Regions from separate parts of the Homo sapiens genome. Here all the other regions are linked to region 1. A link is a contact called in ENCODE Hi-C or POLR2A ChIA-PET data. All regions are on one chromosome and are shown on one strand. Each heading gives the region's core, a stretch centred on a gene start or an enhancer-like site at or near the end of the contact. The rest is flanking DNA. Distances are from core to core; before and after follow the strand shown.

What was found. A loop is a pair of places that touch in the nucleus more often than their neighbours do. ChIA-PET counts read pairs that join two places held with the same protein, here RNA polymerase II (POLR2A). Pooled maps may share reads with other maps.
Region 2: a loop to region 1 is called in a map of gastrocnemius medialis, with 6 times the contacts of the local background. The contact joins the promoter of SLC39A3 here to the promoter of MRPL54 in region 1. A Hi-C loop is called at or near these places in 1 of 168 maps with a recorded cell type or tissue (gastrocnemius medialis), 1 of 37 single-sample maps with no recorded cell type and 3 of 50 pooled maps.
Region 3: a map of CD8-positive, alpha-beta T cell shows a loop between it and region 1 (13-fold over the local background). The contact joins the promoter of LMNB2 here to the promoter of MRPL54 in region 1. A Hi-C loop is called at or near these places in 1 of 168 maps with a recorded cell type or tissue (CD8-positive, alpha-beta T cell) and 3 of 50 pooled maps. POLR2A ChIA-PET finds 5 or more read pairs at or near these places in 1 of 52 experiments (activated B cell).

Annotation. Positions count from the first base shown.
Region 1 is chr19:3,761,432-3,765,692 of GRCh38, forward strand. MRPL54 (mitochondrial ribosomal protein L54) reads left to right here and starts at 1,251. Exons shown (of 3, transcript NM_172251.3): 1 at 1,251-1,387; 2 at 3,735-3,900. The coding sequence starts at 1,270. It overlaps APBA3 (amyloid beta precursor protein binding family A member 3), which reads right to left and starts at 261. Exons shown (of 11, transcript NM_004886.4): 1 at 105-261. LOC105372248 (a long non-coding RNA gene) reads right to left here and starts at 1,209. Exons shown (of 3, transcript XR_936268.1): 1 at 1,127-1,209; 2 at 718-775; 3 at 323-423. RefSeq lists a silencer at 146-463 and an enhancer at 1,125-1,614.
Region 2 is chr19:2,737,186-2,741,929 of GRCh38, forward strand. SLC39A3 (solute carrier family 39 member 3) reads right to left here and starts at 2,832. Exons shown (of 3, transcript NM_144564.5): 1 at 2,760-2,832; 2 at 1-194. The coding sequence starts at 72. RefSeq lists silencers at 1,928-2,195, 2,604-3,003 and enhancers at 2,314-2,363, 3,064-3,113.
Region 3 is chr19:2,453,961-2,458,448 of GRCh38, forward strand. It overlaps LMNB2 (lamin B2), which reads right to left and starts at 2,999. Exons shown (of 12, transcript NM_032737.4): 1 at 2,710-2,999. The coding sequence starts at 2,973. RefSeq lists enhancers at 1-251, 308-1,018, 1,019-1,727 and silencers at 1,988-2,167, 2,398-2,487, 2,548-2,797, 2,918-3,097.

The DNA.
Region 1 (4,261 bases), core at 1-2,500:
CCCCGACTTCAGGACCCAGCCCCAAGCCCAGACCCTAGTCCCCCCTCAGACCGAAGACCTCAAGCGCCGACTCAGACTGCGCTCTGCACCTCGAGGACACTCACTTCCCAAATCGAGGCCGCCTCAGCCCCGCGCAGCCTCCAGGACCCCGCTCCCCACGGACGGCCCCGACGTAGCCCGGGCCGCGTCCCCAGAAGGCGCAGCTCGGGGATTCCCGGTCCCGGCGCCCGCTCCTCTATCCGCGCAGAGCCCTGGCCCATTGAGCATGCGCGGCCTCGCGAGGCCTGCTGGGAAATGTAGTTCTCCCACCCAGCCTCGCCACGCGGGGGCGCTGGGACAACTGCAGATGTTGGAGGGGAGTTCGAATCCCAGGCTTCCCGGCCCGCAGACTGCCCCGGCTGGCCCCAGGACCTGTTTGTTCTCCTGCAAAATAGGGTTAATAATCACTGCCTGGCTCTGGGGGCTGTGTTCATTATTCCAAAGGATGGCAGATGGGGAGAAGTGGGGTTGGGAAATATTAAAGAAGTGTGAGAGGTGGTTTCCTTGGGACCTTGAGGCACCGGAAGCGTCGTGGAGACCCTGTTAAAGACGGACTTTCGGTTTGGCTCACAGTAGGGAGACACATAGGTGCACCATGGATTTGGGGTCGGCCTGGGAACTTTACCTCCCTGAGAACTCAGTTTCCTCATTATAAGCTGGGGAAAAAATAGTACCTACCTCTCAATTGTGAGGATTAAATTAGATCAAGCGGGTTAAGGATTTAGCAGTAGTAGAGCTGGAAAAGAATATATAAAATATATATTATTAATTTATATATTATATATAAAACATACTATATATTATATGTATTATATATGTTATATATAATTTTAAAAATATAATGTTATAAAAATTAACAGTGATTAGACTCCAGCCCTACTGGAGTATATTAGACTCATTGTTAATCTTCTTTTTTTAACTTTAAAGCTTTGAATAATTACTCATTGGATGGAATCAGGAACATATAAAGTGTGATATTTTTAGTAAATGTTATGTAATTGAAGAAGGGCAAGAAGTCAATGAAATATCCCTTGAACGCCTCCTCCTATAGTAACTGTGTATGTCTACAAAAGTCTGAAGAAATCACCATAGATTATGAAAGCTTGGGAGACCGCATTTCCCAGACACCTCCACGGGGCCTACACTTCCACGGGGCCTACAACTCCCAAACACCCTTGGGCCACTGACGTCTTCCGGAAACGTGCACTTGCAAGCTGCCCGCAATACGTCATGGCGACCAAACGCCTTTTCGGGGCTACCCGGACGTGGGCCGGCTGGGGGGCCTGGGAGCTCCTAAACCCCGCCACTTCCGGAAGACTCCTGGCCCGGGATTATGCCAAGAAACCAGGTGAGCTGGGTTAAGAGGAACCAAATGGGGACGGTGGGTGCACTGAGGAATTGACAGTGCGCAGGCGGTGGTTGGGGAGGTGGTGCTAGAACTGATGCGCAAGCGCAGAGAGGCGGATGCCAGGCTGTATGCGCAGGCGCAGTTTGAGGGACCCAGCGCCGCTTGGAGCTCGGGCGTCTGGCTCGGAGATACTGTAGCGATTGGACCCAGGGCGCAGGCGCCAGCTTGGGGCGGAGCGGCCTGGGAGGAGGATGTGGTTACGTGGAGACCACGCGTTTCACTGCGCAGGCGCGGGTTGGAAAGGATTTGAAGGGAGTCTGGGGAGGTCATGAACTTGGGTTCCAGTTCTGTTTCTCTGCCTGCCTCCAAATCGCTGGGTAACCTTGGCCAAGACGTTACCAAACATTCAAAGAAATTATGGAGCCCGTTTAATTGGCCACTTCAGCAAGAACAAAACAAGGTTATTAAGGTTTAGCTGGATACAGCCTTGCCTGATCTCCTTTGTTGAAAGGGGGAAATTGTCCAATGTTCGGCCTTAAAGACAGACACATAGCAGACAAAATATAACTTGAATGACTTGGTCATTCCAAGCATCGGTGTTACTTAATGCTATGTCCAAATCCCACTTAAAGTTACTTAATGCTGTGTCCAAATCCCACTTAAAGTGATTTCGAGGCCAGGCATGATGGCTCACACCTTTATTCCCGGCACTTTGGGAAGCCAAGGAGGGAGGATCGATTGCTTGAACCCAGGAGTTCGAGACCAGCCTGGGCAACATAGCAGGACCCTGTTTGTATAAAAAAAAAAAAAAATTGCCTGGCGCGGTAGCTCACGCCTGTAATCCCAGCACTTTGGGAGGCTGATGCAGGTGGATCACAAGGTCAGGAATTCAAGATCAGCCTGACCAACATGGTGAAACCCTAGCTCTACTAAAAATACAAAAATTAGTGGGGCATGGTGGCACATGTCTGTAATCCCAGCTACTCAGGAGGCTGAGGCAGGAGAACTGCTTGAACCCAGGAGGCGGAGGTTGCAGTGAGCCGAGATCACGCCACTGCACTCCAGCCTGGGCGACACAGTGAGACTCTGTCTCAAAATAAATAAATAAATAAATAAAAATAAAAATAAGCGGGGCATGGTGGCTCACAACTGTGATCTCAGCTACTTGGGAGGCTGAGGCAGAAGGATCACTTGAGCCTGGGAGTTTGAGGCTGCAGTGAGCCATGATTGTGCCCCTGCCCTCCAGCCTGGGCTTTTATTTTTTATTTTTTTATTTTCTTCAGACGGAGTCTCGCTCTGTCGCCCAGGCTGGAGTGTGCAGTGGCGCAATCTTGGCTCACTGCAAGCTCCGCCTCCTGGGTTCACGCCATTCTCCTGCCTCAGCCTCCCAAGTAGCTGGGACCACAGGTGCCCACCACCATGCCCGGCTAATGTTTTTGTATTTTTAGTAGAGATGGAATTTCACCATGTTAGCCAGGATGGTCTCAACCTCCTGACCTCGTGATCCGCCCACCTTGGCCTCCCAAAGAGCTGGGATTACAGGCGTGAGCCGCCGCGCCCGGCCGGGCTGTCTTTATTTTTTAATTTTTTAGATTTTTTATTTTTTTGAGATGGAATCTTGCTCTGTAACCTAGGCTGGAGTGCAGCGATGCGATCTCAGCTCACTGCAACCTCCGCCTCCCGGGTTCAAGTGATTCTCCTGCCTCAGCCTCCCGAGTAGCTGGGATCACAGGCATATGCCACCATGCCCAGCTAATTTTTTTTTTTGTATTTTTAGTAGAGACAAGTTTTCACCATGTTGGCCAGGCTGGTCTTAAACTCACCTGACCTCAGGTGATCTTCCCACCTCGGCCTCCCAGAGTGCTGGGATTACAGGCATGAGCCACTATGCCTGGCTGAGACCCTGTCTTTAAAAAAAAGTTTTGAGTGGCCGGGCGCGGTGGCTCACGCCTGTAATCCCAACACTTTGGGAGGCCAAGGTGGGCAGATCACGAGGTCAGGAGATCGAGACCATCCTGGCTAACACGGTGAAACCCCGTCTCTACTAAAAATACAAAAAATTAGCTGGGCGTGGTGGTGGGCGCCTGTAGTCCCAGCTACTTGGGAGGCTGAGGCAGGAGAATGGCTTGAACCCGGGAGGCGGAGCTTGCAGTGAGCTGAGACTGCGCCACTGCACTCCACCTGGGCAACAGAGCGAGACTCCGTCTCAAAAAAAAAAAAAAAGAAAGTTTTGAGTGTAGCAGAGTCCAGCCAGGGGCAGAGGCCACCTGAGACAGGGTTCTGTGAGAGAAGTTTGGCTTCCAGAGGAGGGGCTGGGCTGAAATGACTCTCCCTCTCGTCTCCCCAGTTATGAAGGGGGCCAAATCGGGAAAAGGTGCAGTGACCAGCGAGGCCCTCAAGGACCCCGACGTATGCACAGATCCTGTCCAGCTCACCACATATGCCATGGGCGTCAACATCTACAAGGAAGGGCAGGATGTACCCCTGAAACCGGATGCTGAGTACCCTGAATGGTGAGTAGGCCAGGCTGTGTCATCCTGCAATGACTATTCCTTCCTCCGCCCCAGGAGGACCCCTTCCCGGAGAGGCGGATCGCCACTCCAGCCGGAGCCTAATAGTCACACCTACCCATCCTGGCTTTAGGGCAGGGGGCTTCAGGGCTCTGCCCATCTGTAATGGGGTGATGGGACCCATCCCTCCCTCAGAGGGCTGTGAGGAATTCATGAGATTAGAACACATGTCAAGTACCTAAAACAATGCTTTATCTTAAGCAAATACTTAAAAAAAATTTTTTTTCAGGCTGGGCGCCGTGGCTCACACCTGTAATCCCAGCACTTTGGGAGGCAAGGCGTTTGGATCACCTGAGGTCAGGAG
Region 2 (4,744 bases), core at 1,582-4,081, 1.0 Mb before region 1:
CAGGGAGCCGAGCAGCATGAAGAAGAACACGCCCACCATGCACAGGATTTTGGCCACTAGCAATTTCACCATGGTGGCGGCTTGGGCTGCTCTGGTCACTGCAGGGCCAAACCATCTGTGGGCGCACACCCAAGTCCCACGATGTGCTACCGAGCCCAACCACACAGTTGGAGGCTCATGTCTCAGTCCAGCAACTGTGAACATCAGGGGCACTGCATTAGCTTTCTTTCTTTTTTCTTTTTTTTTTTTTAGACAGAGTCTCGCTCTGTTGCCAGGCTGGAGTGCAATGGTGCAATCTCCGCTCACTGCAACCTCCGCTTCCTGGATTCAAGCAATTCTCCTGCCTAGTAGCTGGGATTACAGACACGCGCCACCACTCCCAGCTAATTTTTTTTGTATTTGTAGTAGAGACGAGGTTTCATCATGTTGGCCAGGCTGGTCTCGAACTCCTGACCTCGTGATCCGCCTGCCTCGGCCTCCCAAAGTGCTAGGATTATAGGCGTGAGCCACTGCACCTGGCCAGTTCTTCAGTTTTGGAACTCGGACTGGCTCTCTTTGCTCCTCAATCTGCAGACAATGTATTGTGAGACCCTGTAATCGTGTGCAATTAATACTTAATAAACTTCCCTTTATATATATAACTATTCCATTAGTTCTGTCCCTCTAGAGAACCCTGACTAATACACTGTCTCAAAAAAAGAAAAAAGTTCATCAAAATTAAAAAAAATCCAGGCTGGGTGTAGTGGCTCACACCTGCAATCCCAGAACTTTGGGAGGCCGAGGTGGGTGGATCACCTGAGGTCAGGAATTCGAGACCAGCCTGGACAACATGGTGAAACGCCGTCTCTACCAAAAATACAAAAATTAGCCGGCCGTGGTGGCAGGCACCTGTAATCCCAGCTACTCTGGAGGCTGAGGCAAGAGAATCGCTTGAACCCAGGAGGCAGAGGTTGCAGTGAGCCAAGATGGCACCACCGCACTCCAGGCTGGGCAACAAGAGCAAAACTCCATCTCAAAAAAAAAAAAAAAAAAAAACTAAATAAAATACAAAATTCCGCTCCTCAGTCTCCCTGGCCATATTTCAAGCGCTCAGTAGTCACACAAGCCTACTTGACTTCTGTGGTTACCGTATTTGACAGCAAAGGGAACACTCTCATCACTGCAGAACATGCTATTGGATGGTGGTGGTCCATGGCTTCCCCATGCCCCGAAATAAAGTCTAAACTCTGTACCCTGAGGCTGAAGCTCTGCATGACAAGCTCCTGCCTCGCCTCGGCCCTCACTGGTCCTTTCTGTGCCAAGCTTGCTCGTGCCTCAGGACCTCTGCATGGGTTCTCCTCTCTCCACCTGGAACACTGCTCTCTTTCCCCTGACCTTCCAGCGAGGCCTCCTTCTTCTTTCTTGCTTCTCTGCATCCAGGACCCCTCAAAAGGGCCTCCCTCGGTTGGGAGTGGTGGCTCACACCTGTAATCTCAGCACTTTGGGAGGCTGAGGTGGGCAGATCACCTGAGGTCGAGAGTTCGAGACCAGCACCTGAGGTCGAGAGTTCAAGACCAGCCTGGCCAACACAGTGAAACACTGTCTCTACTAAAAATACAAAAATTAGCTGGGTGTGGTAGTGGGCACCTGTAATCCCAGCTACTTGGGAGGCTGAGGCAGGAGAATCACTTGAACCCAGGAGGTGGAGGTTGCAGTGAGCCAAGATCAAGCCATTGCACTCCAGCCTGGGTGACAGAGTAAGACTCTGTCTCAAAAAAAAAAAAAATTAGCTGGGCATGGTGGTACGTGCCTGTAATCCCAGTTACTCGGGAGGCTGAGGCAGGAGAATTGCTTCAACCCAGGAGGTGGAGCTTGCAGTGAGCCGAGATCGCGCCATTGTACTCCAGCCTGGGCTGCAGAGCAAGACTCCGTCTCAAAAAAAAAAAAAAAAAAAAAAAAAGGGCCTCCCTCTCTGCCCCTGGCTGACTCCTGCCCTAAACCATATCCCTGTACCCGCCGGAAGGCCTGCTGCAGAACAGATACTCAAAAACCGCTGGCTGAACACATGGACGAGGGGAAGCGTGTGGCCACTGATAAGGGCCGCATTTTACCTGATGCAATGGGCCAAAGTGAAGTCGGTTTCACCCTGGACCCCAAAATGTCACCGTTCTTAGGAGGAATCTCAGCTCCTCCCCTGTCCTTGAGTTTTCCCCAACTGGGTTTTCTCCCCCACCATCAGCCCCAAGCGCCTCATGGCCCCGCTACCTCACTGCATTCAGGTCTTCGGGTCACTGCTCAGATGTCTCCACTCAGAGCTCTCCCCGCCCCCTTCCCTGGTGTTATTTTCTTTTATTTTGTGCTACAGAGGGAGCTAGGAATTACATTATTTTAAGTCATTTAAAGTCGTCCCTCCCCCCCGGCGGTGAGCTGGGCGGGACCAGGCTGTCTGTCTTGCTCAGGGCCAGCTGCACCCAGCGCAGAGCCACCCAGGCACACAGTAGGCGCCCAATAAAGACCTGTCCGGCATCTGGATACCTCAGTCTGTACAGTGAAGGTGAGGGTGGCCTGCACGCTCTCAAACCGGAGGCTGCTCGGGCCGGGATGAGGAGGGCACGGGCTCATTCATTCAATCAGCACTTATTGAGCGCCTTCTGTGTGCCTCGCGCTACCGGGCACCGGAGACGGGCCTCGGCTAACGTGCGGGTAGAGTCCAACAGACCCCCGGCCGCTCAGCGCCGCCCCGCCCCGCCGCCCCAGGTCCTCTCTCTGCCCGCACCTACCTCCCGGGGGCCCCTCGTCCGCCGACTGGCGCCGCTGCACGCCCAACGGCCGCGCAGTCTCGACCCCACAGACGCGGCCCGGAGAGGCCCCGCTCGGCGCGGCTGGTCCACGCCCCGCCCACGCCCCTGCCCATTGGCCTCCCCGAGACCCGCTGGCAGAACTTTCCATACTATTGGCTGCGAAACCTGCCACTCATATGCGACTCCACCTCTCCTACCGGCACAGGAAAGGGGTTTCCTCCCGCTGAGCGGCGGGCGCAGCCACCAAGCGGCCCCGGCGGGAAACCCGGATTGGCGAGGAACGGTTCCGGCAGGGTTGGGTTTCCAGAGCTGTCCAGGGGCGCCTGGTGCTGAATCCCGCTTGGAAAGAGGCTTGGAGGTGGATGGGAAGGGATTTCCAACGGAGGCGGCTCCTCTCTCAGCGTCCTCGCTGCTGATCCCCTTACCGACGGCTGAAGAAGCAGATTCATCCCTTCAACAAATCTCTGTTGATAGGCAGGAGGAGTAAGTCCAAGAGATCGACTGTACATCATGGTGGCTACAGCTCGTAACAATGCATTGCATACTGCAAAATTGCTAAGAAAGTAGATGTTACATGTTCAAACCATGAAAAAATAAGTATAGGAGGTAACGCGTAAGTTAAAAACCAAATCTTGGCAGGGCGCAGTGGCTCACACTTGTAATCTCAGCACTTTAAGAGACCGAGGCGGGAGGATCGCTTGAGTCCAGGAGTTCAAGGCCAGCCTGGGCAGCATAGTGAGACCCCATCTCTAAAAAAAAAAAAAAGGTTTTTTTTGAGACAGAGTCTCGCTCTTGTCACTCAGGCTGGAGTGCAATGGCGCGATCTTGGCTCACTGCAACTTCCGACTCCCGTGTTCAAGCGATTCTCCTGCCTCAGCCTCCCGAGTAGCTGGGATTATAGGCGTGTGCCACTATGCCGGCTAATTTTTGTGTTTTTAGTAGAGACGGGGTTTCACCATGTTGGCCAGGCTGGTCTTGAACTCCTGACCTCAGGTGATCCTCTTACCTTGGCCTCCCAAAGTGCTGGGATTACAGGCATGAGCCACTGCGCTTGGCCTGATGACTTGATTCTAACAAATAGAAAATGGCAAATGAATGGGATGTCATTCTGCGATTAGGCTATGAGAGATTGTGACTTCTGTTTTGCCAGCAGAGCCTGTCTCTCGCCTTCTCAGCCTACGTGTCTTGACAAAGCAAGCTAAGATGCTGGAGAGATCCAGAGGGAAAGGAACTGAGGGTGTCCTCCAGCCAACAGTCAGCAAGGCAATGAGACCCTCAGCACAAGCGTCCATAAGGAACCAAATGCTACCAACAGCCATGAACGTGATCATGGAAGAGGGTCCTGCCCCAGTTGAGCCTTTGGATGACTGCTTCACTTCAATTGCAGCCTTTGAAACACCCTAAAACAGGGCTGCATGTGGTAGCTCATGCCTATAATCCCAGCACTTTGGAAGGCCGAGGTAGGCAGGTCACTTAAAGTCAGGAGTTTGAGACTAGCCTGGCCAACACGGCAAAACCCCATCTCTACTAAAAATACCAAAATTAGCCAGGCATGGTGGCGGGCACCTGTAGTCCCAGCTACTAAGGAGGCTGAGGCATCAGAATCACTTGGACCCAGGAGGCAGAGGTGACAGCGAGCTGAAATCATTACCATTACACTCCAGCCTGGGCAACAGAGTGAGACCCTGTCTCAAAAGAAAAAAAAAGAAGAAGAAGAAGAAGAAAGAAAGAAAAACAAAGACCCTGAAAACAGAAGACCCATATGAACTGCATCTGAATTCCTCACCCACAGAAACTGAGATAACACATGCTGTTCTAGCCACTTAGTTTTGTGTTTGTTTGCTTGTATTTTGAGACAGGGTCCTGCCCCATCACCCAGGCTGGAGTGCAGTGGTGCAATCACAGCTCACTGCAGCCATGACCTCCTGGGCTCAAGCAGTCCTCCCACCTCAGCCTCCCGAGTA
Region 3 (4,488 bases), core at 1,749-4,248, 1.3 Mb before region 1:
AGAGACACAGGGGCCTGCCCAAAGCCACACTAATTGAAAAGCAGGGGACTGGCCAGGCACGGCGGCTCACACCTGTAATCCCAGTACTTTGGGAGGCCGAGGCAGGCAGATCACCTGAGGCCAGGAGTTTGAGACCAGCCTGACCAACAAGGCCAAACTCTGTCTCTACTAAAAATACAAAAATGAGCCGGGCATGGTGGTGAACACCTGTAATCCCAGCTACTCGGGAGACGGGGGCAGGAGAATCACTTGAACCCGGGAGGCAGAGGGTGCGGGGAGCTAAGATCGCGCCACTGCACTCCAGCCTGGACGACGGAGCGAGACTCTATCTCAAAAAAAAAAAAAAAAAAAAAGAAAGAAAAGCAGGGGATCCCACCAAGCACTGATCTTCCTTCTACCTCCCTGAAGGCACCAGCTACATTCTTTCAGGTTCCCTGTCCCCAGGGCACTGTGAAAACAACCCACAGGGAGCTACTGAACAAAAGTTAACCTGCTGTGGCCCCACACACAAGTAAGAGGTGGGTATTATAATTACACCCATTCCAAAGGCGAGGGCACTGAGACCCAGAGAGGGTAAGCGACTAGCCCAAGGTCACACAGAGGGTAAGTGGCTCCCAGAAATGACCCGACCCCCTCAACAAGCAGCTCTTCTCCCAGAAGCCCACCACGTCCTCTGATCTCCAGATGGGCGAGTGGGGACTGGGCGCTGCAAATCCCGACTTCGGCACCCAGCTCTCCCAACAGGACACTGGGGCCTAGGGACCCCAGGACCCCAACCCATGGCAGGAATCAAGTGGGTGCTCCTGCCTGCCCCCCGTTCTGGAGTCCTGTCCTTGGATTGGGCATGGCCAGTGGGAGGGACAAAGAGCCTCCCCAGGGTTAGGTTGGGGGGCAGGACAGATTGCACCCAGACCCCAAGACACCCCGACCTCATGTCCCCTTGGTGGGCAGACTTTCCCGCCTCTTCTCCTTCAGTCTGCACTGAAGCCTCGGGGCCCATTCAGAACCTCAACACTTTCCACCGGACCCAAGATCCCAACTCTCACCCTTCCTTCATATTCTCTTGGGGGCAGAACCTGCCAGACCACCGCTGACACCAGGGCACAAATAAGGGACTCCCAAATTTCCCGTGGGACCCCAAGGTATCAGAACCTCTCCCTCGGCCCCCTACCCACCCTGGGCCTGGTGAGAGATGAGGGGCCTAATTCCCACCCCAGTCACCAATCTCTTCTGGATTCATCAGGGAACTCGCTAAAGCTCCAGGGAGAACTGAGACCACGTGACTCACCCCAGAGACTCCAGGGAGACCCCCCACACACCCCATCTTGGGCCTCCTCAGAGGGCCTGGGCCCCCCAGTCTCCTTGGAGCCCAGAGACCACCCCCATTCCACCCCAGATACCCCAATACCCAGCTTCATCCCCAGAGACTCCCACTCACACCCCCTCAGTTGGGGGGGGTCCGCCAAGTCTCCTTGGAATCCTCTGAGGGACGAGGCATATGGGGGGCTGCAGCCCAATACTCAGGGAGCCCCCAAATCCCCAGGACCTCTCTTTGGTGGGGAGCCCTAGTCTGTAACCCCCATGGCCCCAAAATGCACCTCTCACGGAAGGGTCCCCAGAGCTAGCTGGAGGCCCCTCTGCAGCCCTCACTCAGGACACGGAAGATCTCCTGGGACCCCCTCCATAGGTGGGGCATTCCTGGTCTGCACTTTTCACTCAGTGCCCTAGAAACCCCCTGGAGGTCCCCAAGAGAATGGGCCACTCCGGTCTGCACCCCTCCCAAGGGGTCCCCCAAGATCTCGGAAACTGCGGTGGGCAGGGCCTGCCCAGGTGGCACCCCTCACTCAGGGTCTCCCCCTGGAGATCCCCGAGGCCAGGCTGACCCCACCCCTGCTCAGGGTCCCCCGTGATCGCGTACTCCGCGGTGGGCTGGGCCTGGCCGAGCTGCACCCCTCACTCAGGGACCCCTTGAAACCCCCTGGAGACCCCCAAGCCGGGACCCTTCCCGGTCTGCACCCCTGCCCAGGGTCCCCGCGATCGCGCACCCCGCGGTGGCCAGGACCTGCACCCTTCATCCAGGAGCCCCCCGCAAACCCCCTGGAGACCCCAAGCCGGGAGTCGTTCAGAGTCCCCCGCGATCGCGCGCCCCGTGGTGGGCGGGGCCTGGCCGAGTAGCACCTTTCACTCAGGGACTCTCCGAAACGCGGCGGAGATCCCCGAGGCCGGACTGTCCCCGTCTGCATCCCAGCTCAGGGTTCCCCGCGACTGGGAGCCCCGCAGTGGGCTGGGCCTAGCCGAGCAGCACCCCTCACTCAGAAGCCCCCAAACCTCCTGGAGACCCCCGAGCCGGAGCCTGTCCCCGTCTGCACCCCCGCCCAGGGTCCCCGCGATCACGCACCCCGCGGTGGGCGGGGCCTGGCCGAACTGCACCGCTCACTCAGGGGCCCCTCGAAACCCCCTGGAGACCCTCGAGACCCGGGCCCGTCCCTGTCTGCACCCAGGGTCCCAGCGATTGCCCACCCCGCGGTGGGAGGGACCTGGCCGAGCTGCACCCCTCACTCAGGGGCCCCCCGAAACCCCGCGGAAACCCCCGAAGCCGGGGCCCGTCCCCGTCTGCACCCCCGCCCAGGGTCCCCGCGATCGCGCGCCCCGCGGTGGGCGGGGCCTGCCGGCTGCACCCCCGCCCGGCCCCTAAGCCCCGGCGCCCACCTCGCGCGTGGTCACCTCCTCCTTCTCTGAGATCTTGAGCAGGAGCCGGTCGTTCTCCAGCTCCAGCGCGCGGACGCGGTCGATGTAGTGCGCCAGGCGGTCGTTGAGCTCGCGCAGCTCCTCCTTCTCCTGCAGCCGCGACAGGCGCGTGGGCGACAGCGGCGTGGCGGGCCCGCCCGCGCGGCCGGGCAGCGGCGTGGCCATGGTGGCGGCGGCTCGCGGCCTGCGCTGCTCCCGACGGCGGCCCGGGCTCGGCGGGCTCATTCAATCCGCGCCGCCGGCTGCAAGATGGCGCCGCGCCGCGCCGCGCCCGCCGCCCGCCGCGGCGGGGCAGCCTGGGACTGGTAGTCCGACCGCCGGGCGCGCGCGGGGCACGCCGGAAGTTGAAGTCTCCGTCCAGCTCTCGCTTCGCAGAGGCGCTGACTCCAGAGACAGACTTCCTGGCTGCAAACTCCCAGCTCCGCCACGAGGAAACAGCGTTGGGTTGCTTTCTAGTACCTGTTTCCCCACTTAGAGAACCTCAAAACGTGTTCAAAGAACCAGACACAAAAGGCCATATAGGGCCGGGCGTGGTGGCTCACGCCTGTAATCCCAGCACTTTGGGAGGCCAAGGCCGGTGGATCACTTGAGAAAAGAATTTCGAGATCAGCCTGGACCACATAGGGAGACCCCCCCACACCATCTCTACTACGGAGGCGCGCGCCGGTAATCCCAGCTACTTGGGAGGCTGAGGCAGGAGAATCTCTTGAACTTGGGACGTGGAGGTTGCAGTAAGCCAAGATCGCGGCACTGCACTCCAGCCTGGGCAACAATGAGAAACTTTGTCTCAAAAAAAAAAAAAAAAAAAAAAAAAAGCCATATAGTGTACAATGCCACTGATATAAAATGTCCAGAAGAGGCTGTCAAGGAGTATGAATTTCAACAAATTGAGTTTAATGATCTCATTGGCTCTTATTAGCAATTCATGAATTGGATAGCATTCAATCTATTAAATAGGCACTCCAATGAGCTGAGCAGAGAGGATGGGCATTCTGCATTACAGGCAGAAAAGGCTGAAGAAAGGAGAAATAAGAATTAAAATAAAAGCCAGGCCAGGTACAGTGGTTTGCTCACGCCTGTAATGCCAGCACTTTGGGAGGCGGAGGTGGGAGGATAGCCTGAGCCCAGGAGTTTGAGACTGGCCTGGGCAACATAGCAAGACCCCATTTCTAAAAATAAAAATAAAAAAATTAGCCAGGTGCAGTGGCTCACACCTGTATTCCCAGCACTTTAGGAGGCCAAGCCGGGCAGATCATGAGGTCAGGAGTTCGAGACCAGCCTGACCAATATGGTGAAATCCCGTCTCTACTAAAAATACAAAAATTAGCCAGGCATGGTGGCACATGCCTGTAGTCTCAGCTACTCGGGAAGCTGAGGCAGGAGAATTGCTTTAACCCGGGAGGCGGAGGTTGCAGGGAGCCAAGATTGAACCACTGCACTCCAGCCTAGGCAACAGAGTAAGACTCCACCTCAAAAAAAAAAAAAAAAAAAAATTAGCTGGGCGCCTATAGTCCTAGGTATTTGGGAGGCTAAGGTGGCAGGATTGTTTGAGCAAGAGAGGTCAAGGTTGCAGTGAGCCCTGATCACATCACTGCATTCCAGCCTGGGTGACAGAGTGAGAGTTTGTCTCAAAAAAAGTAAAAATAAAAATACGAAATAAAAACCAATTGGTTGTTTCAAAGTTACTTTTTTCATAGGGTCTGTTTTAACCCCCTCTATTTTGAGGGTACTTCCCTATCA